Linked DNA regions of Homo sapiens: all the other regions are linked to region 4. Evidence: chromatin contacts called from ENCODE Hi-C or POLR2A ChIA-PET data. All regions are on one chromosome and are shown on one strand. The core of a region is the stretch at or near the end of the contact, and the rest is flanking DNA. Distances in the headings are between cores, read along the strand shown.

The links. Hi-C counts contacts between places; a loop is a spot of excess contacts on that map. ChIA-PET counts read pairs that join two places held with the same protein, here RNA polymerase II (POLR2A). Pooled maps may share reads with other maps.
Region 1: a loop to region 4 is called in a pooled map, with 26 times the contacts of the local background. The contact joins the promoter of RACGAP1 here to the promoter of CSRNP2 in region 4. A Hi-C loop is called at or near these places in 7 of 50 pooled maps. POLR2A ChIA-PET finds 5 or more read pairs at or near these places in 2 of 52 experiments (BJ and activated CD4-positive, alpha-beta T cell).
Region 2: POLR2A ChIA-PET joins it to region 4 with 13 read pairs in H1. The contact joins the enhancer-like site here to the promoter of CSRNP2 in region 4. POLR2A ChIA-PET finds 5 or more read pairs at or near these places in 2 of 52 experiments (AG04449 and H1).
Region 3: a map of CD4-positive, alpha-beta memory T cell shows a loop between it and region 4 (14-fold over the local background). The contact joins the promoter of TMBIM6 here to the promoter of CSRNP2 in region 4. A Hi-C loop is called at or near these places in 1 of 168 maps with a recorded cell type or tissue (CD4-positive, alpha-beta memory T cell) and 7 of 50 pooled maps. POLR2A ChIA-PET finds 5 or more read pairs at or near these places in 1 of 52 experiments (activated CD4-positive, alpha-beta T cell).

The regions. Positions count from the first base shown.
Region 1 is chr12:50,024,162-50,027,487 of GRCh38, forward strand. RACGAP1 (Rac GTPase activating protein 1) reads right to left here and starts at 1,333. Exons shown (of 17, transcript NM_001319999.2): 1 at 1,237-1,333. RefSeq lists enhancers at 1,196-1,285, 3,145-3,326.
Region 2 is chr12:52,906,255-52,909,616 of GRCh38, forward strand. It overlaps a transcript of KRT8 not described here. Among named protein-coding and RNA genes, the nearest start is that of KRT8, 2.9 kb to the left of the region's middle. Within about 2 kb of position 2,062, at least 14 of the 41 ENCODE cell types and tissues checked have a DNase peak (open chromatin) inside an H3K27ac peak, as active enhancers do.
Region 3 is chr12:49,739,359-49,742,872 of GRCh38, forward strand. It overlaps TMBIM6 (transmembrane BAX inhibitor motif containing 6), which reads left to right and starts at 2,199. Exons shown (of 10, transcript NM_003217.3): 1 at 2,199-2,253. RefSeq lists enhancers at 1,766-1,895, 1,824-2,515, 2,136-2,455.
Region 4 is chr12:51,082,304-51,085,421 of GRCh38, forward strand. It overlaps CSRNP2 (cysteine and serine rich nuclear protein 2), which reads right to left and starts at 1,293. Exons shown (of 5, transcript NM_030809.3): 1 at 1,036-1,293. RefSeq lists a silencer at 855-1,344 and an enhancer at 1,718-2,344.

The sequences.
Region 1 (3,326 bases), core at 83-2,582, 1.1 Mb before region 4:
AAAAAAAAAAAGAAATCAGTATATCAAAAAGACCCCTGCATTGATATATTTATCACAGCAGAATTTACAGTAGCAAAGATACGGTATCAACCTAAGTGTTCATCAACGAAGGATTGGATAAAGAAAATGTAATATATAGACAGACATACACCACAGAATACTACTCAGCCATAAAAAAGAATGAAATCACGTCTTTTGCAGCAACATGGATAGAACTGGAGGCCATTATCCTCAGTGAAATAACTCAGAATGTCAAATACCGCATGTTCTCACTTATAAGTGAAAGCTAATCAATGGGTACACAGACATACAGAGTGGAATAATACACACTGGAGAATACAAAAGATGGGAAGGTGGAGGGGGCTGAGGGTTGAAAAACTACGTATTGGGTACAATGTTCACTATTTGAGTGATGGGGACACTAAGAGACCAGACCTCACCACGACGCGATATATGCATGTAAGAAATCTGCACTTGTACCCCCTAAATATACAAAAATTTTTTTAAGTCCCCTCCAAAAGATAAATACTTATTGAATGATTAAGCTACAGGAAAGGCGCCTTCTCTAAACACCTACAATAACTCGGAAAGCTTATTTACCCGACACATTAGAAAGATAATGCTTTCTTAAAAAAAAAAAGGGCTTATCTACCCACCTACCCCCACTTTCCGACACACACCTCTCGGCCTACGGATGAAATCCTGTGAAGAGAAATGTACGTGAAAGTGTACAAGTAAGGCCTCGTTGTTACTGAGGGTAAGAATCAGGATGAGAAGGACAAGATGTCATTGCCTTGCCTTGCCTCCCTAGACATACGAGACCCACGAAGTAGAGGGGCTCCACTGCAGGCCGCCCGGGCCTCTCAAACACCAGGGCTCTTCCCTTCGAAAACGATGGGGTGTCACTCCAACCACTCTTAAACTCGTATCTGACTGAGAGACTCTTGTTTAGGATGACTCCTGCCCTGGTCCAGCCACCACCTCAAAAAGACGCCCCCGGCTTTCCACAAAACCCGGCGCCAAGACAGAAGCCCCCGACCCTCCCAGGCCGCGTCCATTCGACCTGCCACGACCCCCACCCCAGAAAAGCCCGAGTGGAGAGGCTGTGGCTGCCAGCCTGTCCCGCTGTCCCGCTGTCCCGGACCCCCGCGGCGGCCACGGCTCACCACACGAACACTCTGCTTCCTATCACAATCCAGCGGCAGACGCACCTGGTCTGGCACCCCCACTACTCACTTCAGTCAGCCTGGCCCCACCTGGGCCACCCTTCACTTCGCTCCGCGCCTCACCCAACGGCAGAGCAGCGCCGCGCCCACAGCTCCGGTTTGAAAACCTTCACCAACCAATCACAGAGAAATTTATTCCTCCCGCGCCGTCCCTCTACGGTGTGACGTACGCGTCAGGGCCACGCGGAGGTGACGGGAACGGGAATGAGCATGCGCATTCTGACAAAGCGAAGCCAAAGGTGGCCATTTTGACTAATGTCAACGGTTTTTCGGTTTTTTTTGTTTTTTTTTGCGGTGCCCTTTCCGGAAGTCATTCAGGATGCCATATTGACTAAGGGCAAGTGGTACTTCCTGAATGCGAATTATTCTTGGTCTCACTGTCTGCGGGACTAGGGCCCTTGGAAACGATTAACTGAACAATGTCAGCTCTCACAGTAGAATCAGAAGAATACCAGGAGTTAGAACAGCAGTTAGTTTCAAGCACATTCACTGAGCTATATTATCCCTTCCATTGATGTATCCATTCAGACTTTTATTTGACACACATTGAATGAGCCCACATCATCACAAGCACTCCACTGGGAATCGGAAAAATAAAGATGGTATGGTCTCTACTGTCCAGTAGCTACGAATGGAGGCGATAGCTCTAGAAAACAAAAATAAATACAAAATGAAAATAAAATACTATAATTCCATTTAATAAACGTTATTTAGAACTTGGCATTGTGCTAGCACAGGAGCTTTCATGCTTTTTAAAAACTCTGGACCCACAGTGAGAAATACATTTTACGTTGCAACCGGGTAATGAAAACTCTGCTCATCCTTACTACATGCAAAGTACCCAGAACTCACTACTCAACAACGCATGGCTACCCGCAATTTGGAAAAATACTGGCTGGAGCATACAAGAAGCGCTGTGGTTTAAAGGAAAGATCACTTACTGTCACATTGGTCCTTAATTTAAAAAAAAAAAAAGAAAAGAAAGATCACAGATTTGGGGGAGGGAGATTAGGGAGATGTTGGTCAAGAGATATAAAATTTCAGTTAGAGGAAAATTTAGATCTATTGTACAACACAGTGACTGTAGTTAATAACAAAGTATAATGCATTTGAAAATTGCTAAGAGTAGATCTTAAATGCTCTCACCACACACCTCAATAAAGTATGTGAGGTAATGGATATATTAATTCGCTTGATTTAGTCATTCCACAGTGTATACATACATCAAAACATCACCATAAATATATAAAATTGTATTTTATCCAAAAATCACATCACAAATTTTGTAACCCGAAAATTTGACTCCACTTTTATTTTAGAGACAGGGTCTTACTCTGTCACGCAGGCTGGAGTGCAGTGGCACAATTATAGCTCACTGCAAATATGAACTCCTACACTCAAGGGATCCTCCCTCATACCTAGGACTACAGGCACATGATCAAGGTAATTCTTTTGCTTGTTTGTTTATCTTTTGTAGAGAAGGGTCTCACTATGTTGTCCAGGCTAGTCTTGAACTCCTGGCCTTAGGTGATCCTCCCACCTGAGCCTCCCAAAGCACTGGGATTACAGACAGTAGCACTCCACCTGGCCTTGAACAATAGCAGGCGTTCGGCTGACCCACCCATATTATCACTTTTTAATACTTCTGTACTTCACTTCCTCCAAGTATAATGTAGAAATAATAATCCCATCTCTATCTCACAGGTTTATTCCCAGATCGACTGAGACACAGTGTGGTACACTATCAAAGTTTATACTTGGTAAACTGCAATACAGATTATTATTAATATTATTAAGAAAGGGATGAAGAAAGAAAATATGAACTGTGCATTTGTTATCCCATTTAATCCTCCTAACAACCTTTCAAGGTCAGGAGCATTCATTGATTGCATTAGCCTGTGCCTGCTTAGATACCTATAATAAAATGAAATAAGTAGTAGGACAAAGACATGTATAAAGTACTTTAGGAGCACAGACAAGGAAGCAATTAATCCTATCTGGGGAGTGGGAGTGTTAAAAAAGCCTGCAGAGACTGATCTGAGCTGGGTCTTGTGTGAATAGGAATTTACAGGAGAGAAGGGAATGGAAAATTACTGGCAA
Region 2 (3,362 bases), core at 812-3,311, 1.8 Mb after region 4:
GGCAAGAGGAGATGGGAGCTATGTCAGGGACTTCATAGTTCTTGCTCTTTGCGGGAGTCACTCCCATTGCTCCCAGTGAGTGAATCATGGGAAGTGAGACAGGACGGCAGGGGGTACAGTGGAGTGGTGTGGCACTCGTGGTGCTACCTGGACCCTCCTGCTTTACCCAGGCTCCCAACGGGCCAGAGGAAATAGAGGAAGAGTCCCTGCACCTGTCTCCCATTATCAAAGTGAGTCAGGAGGGCAGGTTGGGACGTAGCACGCACCTGTGGGAGGTTGGAGATTGGGGAGCTGAGCAAGGCACCCCAGGCCTGGGTGGGGCCAGGCAGGGCATGCTGTGGGTGGAAGGCAGGAGGTTTAGGTCCCCAAGGCAGAGATTCCACCTGCAATTACCTGATGGCTGGGGCTGGGTTCTCTGGAAGATACTGCAGGGTGTGATGTGGGGACTGGATGAAACTGAACTCAGAGGACCAACAGATGACAGCCAGATCCCCTTGAGGAGAGGGACAGGTGACATAGCCCTGACCCAGGGAAGGGGGTGACCACCTACTGGGAGGACAGATGTACAGTTTCTTCCCCATCCTTCTCTAGGAGAGACACCCAGGCTCACAGAAAGACAGGCACATAGGACCCCTACCCAGAAGGACAGAGAGACCCAGAAGCCCCCTCCTTGGAGGACAGACAAACTTAAAAAGACAGACACACAGACAAGCTCTCTTCACAATGCACGCGTGCATACACACACACACACACACACACCCCACACATTGAAGTCCCTTCCAGAAAAATGCATAGATCCCAAGAGCGGGCACAGTGAGTGGCTCCTTCACCTCCCCTCCCCTCCCCAGGCCCTGCCTCCTGCTATGCTGAATGGAGCAAGGGAAATTCAGTTAGCACCTATTTACACCAGGCCTTCTCCCAGCTCCTTTAAACAATGCCTAATTTTCCCAAGAGTGATTGGAAGGCATGCTACCCCCTCCCCAACAAACACCCGCACCCACCAGGGCTGAGAAGCTTTTAACAGAAGACCAAAGGGAGAAGGACTGGGCCCAGTGCCAAACCTGGGACAGGGAAGGCGGAAGGAGGGAGGGAGGGGCTGGTCAGACGGGTATGGCAGCCCTGGAAAGGGAGGACAGGCGCTCTCCCTATCTTCCCTCCCCCACGCTGCTGTTAGAGGGAGCAGGGGGCACTCAGGTCCTGATCTAGGCAGCACAAGGAGCAAAAAAACAGCACCCCAAAGCCTTTCCTGAAATTCCAGTCCCCTCCACCCCACCTTTCTGGTTCCCTGGTTCTAGGAGTGTCCCTTGTTTAAGGTGAGGACAGAGGGGGTTGCCAGGGACCCTGCAGTATGCAGGCTGGAGGGCTGACCCAGACCTTACCCAGCCAGGGGAAGCCCTTTTTTTCTGGGGCAGCCCAGAACCGTCTAGGGCCAGAAGTGTTTGTGTCTCATTTGTCATCTCTCTATTGCCCAGAGACCCCAGCCAAACCTTCCCCCAGATGCCCCAAGCACAGCCTCGGTGCAGGAGAAGAGGCCAGAGTTGGCCTCTCTGATGGCCCCTGCCTGGGACTTCAGGGTTAAAGGCAGAAGGAGAAGGCCCCTGGGACTAGGGCCAAGTGGTGAGGGAAGAGAGAACCAGACTGGAGCAGGCCCACAGGTACAACTCCTTGTAAGGCATTGTGGTCTACACACAGCTGCCTGCCGGACAAAAGGGAACAACGTGTTTGCGGTGCCTGCCCTACCCAGACAACTCTGCCTCAAACCGCCTTTCCTGGAGAGTGAACCAGGGAAGGAGGAGACACTCACTCCCTGTGGGCCAAGAGTGAGGGCCAGGCCCCCTACTTCTGATGGTGCAGGATAATTCAGAGAAGGCCCTGAGACCCTGAGCAGTGGCATTAAGTCTTGGGGCCAGTGGGGTGGGGAGGTAGCTGTTATCATCACTCATGATCATGGGAAGAGATGGTCTGAACAAGTTTTTTTTTTTCTTTTTTGAGACGGAGTCTCGCTCTGTCACCCAGACTGGAGTGCAGTGGCGCAATCTCGGCTCACTGCAAGCTCCGCCTCCCGGGATCTGAACAAGTTTTGCTTAGAGATCAGGACTGATGATCTCATTCGCTGCAACCTTGTTCATAATAGCCAAAGAGTGGGAACAAAACAAATGTCCACCAAATGACGAATGGATTTCTTTAATGTGGCATATCCATACGATCTAATGTTACAATTAAAAGGAATGAACTACTGATGCATGTTGGATGCAGATGAGCCTTGAAACCCGTATGCTCAGTGAAAGGAGACAGTCATAGAAGATCAGGTACCCTATGATTCCATTTATATGACATGTGCACAACAGGCAAAGCATAGAGACAGGAAGTAGATTAGTGGTTGCCTAGGGAGGGGAGGAATGGAGATGAATGCTAAAGAGCACAGGGTTTCTTTCTGGGGTGATGAGAATGTTCTAAATTTGATGGTGGTGGGCAGGCACAATGGCTCTACCTATAATCCCAGCACTTTGGGAGGTCGAGGCAGGAGGATTACTTTAGCCCAGGAGTTTGAGACCAGCTGAGCAACATAATGAGACCCCCGTCTCTACAAAAAATACAAAAATTAGCCAGGTATGGCGGCACACGCCTGTAGTCCCAGCTGCCCTGGAGGCTGAGTTGTGAGGATCACCTGAGCCCCGAAAGTTGAGGCCGCATGCATTGAGCCAAGACTGTGCCACTGCACTCTAGCCTGCGTGGGAGACAGAGTGAAACTCTGTCTCAAAAATAAATAAATAAATAAACAAATTTGATGATGGTGAAGCTGCACAAGTCTGTGAACATACTAAAAATCACTGAACTGCAAGCTTCAGATTGTTGAATTATATTGTATGTGAATTACAGCTCAACAAAGTTGTAACAAAAAGATAACCACAAAAGCATAAATGAGCTACATATAAAAAGCAGGGGCTTTGTGCCCAGCATAAGGGGTCAGGGGAAAGAAGCAAAGAGTTTGTTTAGATGCCCCAGGTAAAGAGGCTTCCTGCCTCTGGGTTAAGGCAATGCCCGAAAAGCACCCGAAATCCCTTTAAATGATGGAGCATTTTGAAATGTTATTATTGGTATAGAAATAGCTGCATTTAGCATAGAGACAGCAGAACAATTTGTTTAAATAGGAAGCCACAGGTGGTGGGTACACCCCTCAGGAAGCAGCATCATGAATAATAGAGTCAATTCGATTGCTAATTTTGTGTTATGTGCCTCAAGGCTAAAATTTTTCATTGTCAAAGCTTAGCAAATGCTGACTTTTTTGCTCTTGATCAGTGATGGATCTGATGATTAAAGCCAGCCAGGATGGAAATGGACTGCCTAGAGAGGGAGCAACC
Region 3 (3,514 bases), core at 949-3,448, 1.3 Mb before region 4:
AAGTTTGATGCCTGTGCTGTCATTAATAGCAATAAGTTAGGAAGGGGATGTGGCTCTTTTAGTTGGGAAAAAGGCTATATGACCGAAAATAAGTACATTTGTCATGAATGAGGACTGTGTGAAAATGAATGTGGATACTGGTCTTGTGTCATTTAGGCCACTTGGATAAAAAATGAAAAGGATCCAGTCCACCTTCAGAAAGGAAAAAATGGCTCTTCCTGTACTAAGGGACAATGTAACCCCTTAGAGCTAGTAATAACCAATCCCCTTGATCCTCGCTGGAAAAAAAGGGGAGCGTGTGACCTTAGGAATCGACAGGGCTGGACTGGATCGTCGAGTAAATATCTTAGTTCGAGGAGAAGTCTGTGGAAAATTTAACCTTACCAATTGCTGCCTGCACATAGATGATCAGAGGCAAGTAGTCGAAGATATAGTTAAAGACATGACGAAACTGGCACATGTGCCTGTACAAGTGTGACACGGATTTGACCCTGAAGCTATGTTTAAAAATGGTTCCCAGTGCTAGGAGGATTTAAAACTCTTATAATAAAAATTATAGTAGTAATAGCCTGCTTACTGATCCCTTATTTACTATCTGTACTCATTCAAATGGTAAAAGGTTTCATCACTACTCTAGTTCACCAGAATGCTTCAGCACAAGTGTACTACATAAATCACTATCGATCTGTCATGCAGGAAGACATAGGTAGTGAAGATGAAGGTGAGAACTCCCACTAATAAAATGAGTGAGAGTCTCAAAGTGGGGGAATAAGGGAGGAGACCACCCCTCATATTGTCTTATGCCCAATTTCTGCCTCCAAAGAAAGAAGTAGTAAAAACTAAAAGGCAGAAATGAAATCCACAAGCAGACAGCCAGGCACCACACCCTGGGCCTCGTAGTTAAAGATCGACCCCTGACCTAATCGGTTATGTTATCTATAGATTACAGACATTGTATAGAAAAGCACTGTGAAAATCCCTGTCCTGTTCTGATCTAATTACCGGTGCATGCTTGCTCAATCGATCACTACCCTCTCAAGCGGATCCCTTTAGAGTTGTGAGGCCTTAAAAGGGACAGGAATTGCTCACTCAGGGAGCTCAGCTCTTGAGACAGGAGTCTTGGCCGATGCTCCTGGCGGAATAAACCGCTTCCTGCTTTAACTCGGTGTCTGAGGGGTTTTGTCTGCGGCTTGTCCTGCTACACTACAGCAAAAATTAGGTTGTATTATAGAAAATTAACTTTTTTGGTTTTTTTGAGACGGGGTCTCGCTCTGTCTCCCAGGCTGGAGTGCAGTGGCACCATCTCGGCTCACTGCAACCTTCACCTCCAGGGTCAAGCAATTCTCCTGCCTCAGCCTCCCGAGTAGTTGGGATTACAGGCACACGCCACCACGCCCAGCTAATTTTTTAAATTTTTAATAGAGATGGGGTTTTACCATGTTAGCCAGGCTGGTCTCAAACTCCTGGCCTCAAGTGATCTGCCCACCTCAGCCTCCCAAAGTGCTGGGATTACAGACGTAAGCCACCACGCCCAGCCGAAAATTAACTTCTATTAATTGCATACCTGGGTTTGCCTACTGAGAATCATACCCTGGATATTTGTATTCTTTACTGAAAAGAACTGTTCTATCTTTCCAGAAAGTGGTTTCCTAAATTCTGGTTTTCCTCCTGGAATCCTGCTATTTCCTTCTCGCATACTCTAGAGAAATCGAAGTGTTTTCAAAGGTGCTCTGAAGCTTACGCTCCACTAGTTTCACAGTAAATCGCCCCTTGCGAGGGCGCTTTTTTTTTTTTTTTAATGTGTTCTCTGAATCGCTTTCCCCCTTTAACACTGCATGACAAGACTAAAGCCAGAATCCCAAGACTGCAGCGCTACCCCTTCACAAGCCGTCGGGCTGTCCCGGGCGGGGCCGGCCCATTTTCACTTTCTCCACTAGAGGCAGCAGCGCACCGTGACCCTGGCTTACTACGGTAAGAAAGCGGAGACCTTTTGCTTCGAGGCGGTTGGTGGCCAGTAGTCTTGATCGACAAGCTCAGGCCTCTGAACTAAGCAGCCGCTGTTTATGCACGTACAGCCAATGGAAAGGCAGGAGTGCGGCCAACGGCCAATGAGGACTGGTCTTAAGCGGACCACAGGGCGGGGTTTCCCTCGAGAGGCGAACGCCGGGTAAAAGATCGGGAGCGGAAGTGGGCGAGTCAGAGCACATCCGGTGTTAGAAGCGCTGGTAGGCCTTGGAGAGGCGGGTTAGGAAGGTACGTCTGAACCTAGTACTGGGCGAACTGGGAGTGAGAAATGGAAAGGGAGTTAGCAGTTACTGTCTGAGCAAGAGTGGCAGTAGCTTCCTTCTGCGGACAGATGGCACCCTGAAGGAACGAGGCCCTGCTCGGAGACCAGACTCGGGAAAACAGGGTGTGGAGGGAAGCTAGGGAACTAGTGCTGCGCGTGCGCAACAGTGCTGAAGCGGGGGTGGGGCGGAGGCGAGTCTGCGGGGGTTTTGGGGGGTGTCGAGGCCTCTATTCTGCCCCAGAGCGCTGGCGAAGGCCCCTTCTCAGCCCGCCTTTTCCTTTCTCCCGCTCCTTCTCCTCTACTAAGTGTAGACGCAGGGCCCCTTGGCCTAGCTTCGATCGTTCGAATTCAGAGCACGTCCTTCCGAGGTGAAGGAACGCGAAACTCCACCCATCCGATTGCTGTTCGGCTGCGGGCGGGTCCTTTGGTCGGGCTGACCCTGGGTGAGCGGCCCGGAGCCAAGACTCGAGGTAGGGCCTGGCGGGCGGGTGATGTCACACTCCTCTGTGACACGCGAGGCTCCTCAGTTACTTAGCCAACGGCAGAGGCGGGAAGTGAGAGGAGTCTGGGGCTGGGGCTGCCTTCCAGGCCCACGGGGCGGCCCCGCTCTTTTCGGATTGGTTACCTTTGGGCAGGTGAGGTGGCTTTGCTTTGCTTGGTCTTGAGGTTTTGTGGGCGTCTTTCTAAGTCTGCTCAGCAAGGGCGTCGTTGGGCAGTTTTTATCTTGGGCCTACTTGCTGGACCTGTGGTAACAAGTAGGCTTTGGTATCTTTGTATATTTACTGAGTGTAGAATTACTACCCGGTGCCAGCCCGGGCTGCTTGGGGTCATCAGCCTTTCATTGACCACCCCCACAACAAAAATCACTATGAACTTGAGACTGTGTTCTAGCAACTTGTGAATGTGTAACCCAGTAGAAGGGCTGACTGTGCTTGAAACAGACAAGGATTTTAAGGTCAAAGGTAAATAAATGGCAAATGGACTTTTCTAGTTACTTATTGATATTTATTTACAGTTTATCTTTTGTATGTGTGGTTTAAGAATTGAATTCTGGAAAGATACCGGAATTGCATAAACACATTTCTTATGACCTGCGTATACACACTTTTTTCTGTAATTATTGTATTTACACTCTTTGGTGTTTTCTTATTCTTTGTGTCTAATATTTTTGTTCTGGCCTAAAGAATATGTTGACATTTAGATTCTCTGCCGCCACTTTCCTCCAGT
Region 4 (3,118 bases), core at 43-2,542:
CCCCGATTTTTACCCATTCACTAACACAAGGTTAGAATTTTCCATGCCTAAACTACCATCGTGTGGAAGACAGATCTTTGTGGGAACTGGAACATGATGCTGCATTAACTCTCAAGGATATCCAGTCATTTATAACACCGGCACAACCAACATCCTGGCTTTGTGGATTTGCAAGACAGAAAGCCAGTGAAGAAAAAAATCTGAACTATGAATTTACCTTGAACTGAAAACTGCAGGACAAGGGGACAGTGTTGTCTTGTGGGGATAACTTCTAGCATTTCATTCTGAAGAACAGTTTGTGTGTCACACTGCCACTCTCAACCCCTTTAAAAGGATGAATCAAGACCACAGCACTAAAAGGGACGGGTGGCAGTTGGCTGCGTAATTGGGCCTATGAAAAAAGATCAAGCTAGCAACCAGGGCAATTGATGCTTTCATTTTCCCACACGACGCCAGAAATATGGGAGACATCAGGAACCGGAGCGAAGGGACATGTCAAGTCACCAGTTCCTTTTAATGAACACTCCTGCCGAACCCTTCAGCTCTCGGCCCACTTCCCTCTGATTCCTGCTAACCTTCCCGCTCATTCCAATCCTCTGCAGCCCCTACCCAGCCTTCCGCATCCCTTCCTGCCTGCTACTCACAAATTCCCAACCACTCCTCCCACATTTTCCTCTGTTCCCCCTCCCCTTCCTTCACTTTCCTCCATCCTACATCATTCTCCACTCCATTCCGAACTCAATCCTCATCTGCAATCCTGCAGGCTTCCAAGCCGCCCATCGGTCTCCCGCGAGCTGCCCCCGCAGTCCGGGCCAGCGTCCTCGGTGCCCCTCGCTCCCACGCCTCTTCCCGACTCGGTTCCTTCCCAACGGCACCCGACCTCCCCGCCCCCCGACCGCTCCCGTCCGAGCCTCTCATTTCTGACCCCTCCATCCGCACGGCTCTGGGCTTGACCACTCCTCCACGGCCGCCCGAGGGCCGATCCCGAGAAAGGACGAGGCGGCACCCTCCGCCCCGCACCCCTAGGCCCATTACCGGCCCCGCCGCAGCTGCCTCCTCCCGTGATGGTCTCTGCCGCCCCCGCTGCCGCCGCCGCCCTAGCCCGGTGGGAAGGAGGGAGGAGCGAGCGAGTCCCGGGCCCCGCGGCGACGGCCGGGGAGCTCCCAGGGCGGCAGGGCGGGGAGGGAGGGCGGTGGGCAGCCCAGCCGGCAGGCAGAGAGGGCCGGGCGTCTCCGGCAACTCGGGCGCCCCCGGCAGCAGACGCCCAGAACCGCCCCGGCTCCGGCTAACAATAGGATCCGGCCGCAGCGCACTGGCTCTTATAGGCGCCGGCACGTCCTGACCGAGACCCGGGGCTGGCTGGGAAATGGAGTCTACGGGCCGGCCCACACCCAGCAGCATGCCGGGAGTTGTAGGCGGTAACTGCTGCAAAGCCGAAGCCGGCGCGCAAACCGGCTCCCGAGGCGGCAGCTCTGCTGCAACCTTTTAATGGGGGAAGAGAGGAGACTCAGCTACAGATCTTAAATAAACGAATTCTCCTCCAAAGCTCCCTTTTTCTTTCGTGTCCTGACCACACGCCATTAGGAACATGATCCCCCCTTCTCCTCGCTCATGGGGTCTTAGTCTTCAGCAATATGACTTATTGCAGCCTGCGCAGGTTATAAAGAATACAAGCAATATCTTGAGTTATCTACTTATATGAGGGAGTGCTTTGAGTGTTTTCTTTAAAAAAAAAAAAATTGCTGCCGGGCGCGGTGGCTCACGCCTGTAATCCCAGCACTTTGGGAGGCCGAGGTGGGCGGATCACGAGGTCAGGAGATCGAGACCAACCTGGCTAACAAGGTGAAACCCCGTCTCTACTAAAAAATACAAAAATTAGCCGGGCGTGGTGGCGGGCGCCTGTAGTCCCAGCTACTCGGGAGGCTGAGGCAGGAGAATGGCGTGAACCCGGGAGGCGGAGCTTGCAGTGAGCCGAGATCGCGCCACTGCACTGCAGACTGGGCGAAAGAGCGAGACTCCGTCTCAAAAAAAAAAAAAAAAAAATCTTCTCAACTTTGCAAACTAATTTATTTATTTAAATAGAAAAGGGGTTTTCGCCATGTTGCCCCGGCTGGTCTTGCACTCCTGGGCCCAGGCGATCCGCCCGCCTCGGCCTCCCAAAGTGCTGGGATTATACGCATGAGCCACCGCGCCCTTCCGCAACCTATTTTTAAGAAAGGGCGCCAGGCGCGGTGGCTCATGCCTGTAATCCCAGCACTTTGGGAGGCCGAGGCGGGCGGGTCATGAGGTCAGGAGTTCGAGACCAGCCTGACCAACATGGTGAAACCCTGTCTCTACTAAAAATACAAAAATTAGCCGAGGGTGGTAGCACGTGCCTTTAATCCCAGCTCCTCGGGAGGCCGACCCAGGAGAATGGCTTGAACCCGGGAGGCGGAGGTTGCAGTGAGCCAAGACTGCACCATTGCCCTCCAGCACGGTCAACAAGAGCGAAACTCCGTCTCAAAAAAAAAAAGAAAAAGAAAAAGAAAAAAAAGGGGAAAACCAAGATTAAGAAGTCAAAAGTTGTATGTGATTTGCCAAGGACACATAGCCTTGGTTTCTTCTTTGTTGTCTTTCCCTTGAACTATAAGGCTCGGCAAGCTCGAGCTGCATTCTCTTGTCCCCCGACCCCCACCCCGCCCCCTCATTTTGTTCTGTCATCTTGTTTGCTTCTACTTTCCCCCTTCCATACTCTGCTTGAATACACTGGCCTCATTGCAGCTCCTTCAACTGGGCAATCATTCTCTTACCTCAGGGCCTTTTGTCTGGCTTCCACCAGCTAGCCACATACTTACTCCCTCACATAATATCTGCTCGAATGTCCCCATATCCGAGATCTTCCCTAACCATATTTCTTTTTCCCTGCATTAAGAGACAGGATTTCACTCTGTCACCCAGGCTGGAGTGCAGTGGCGCAATCACGGCTCACAGCAGCCTCAAACTCCCGGGCACAAATGCCTAACCATATTTCTAAAATGGTGCTTCTCCTTAGTTTCTATCCCTGTGCCTTATATTTCTTCTTAGCATCCACGTATTTGTTTTTGTCTTGTCTCACTTGACTAAATTCGGTGAGAGCAAG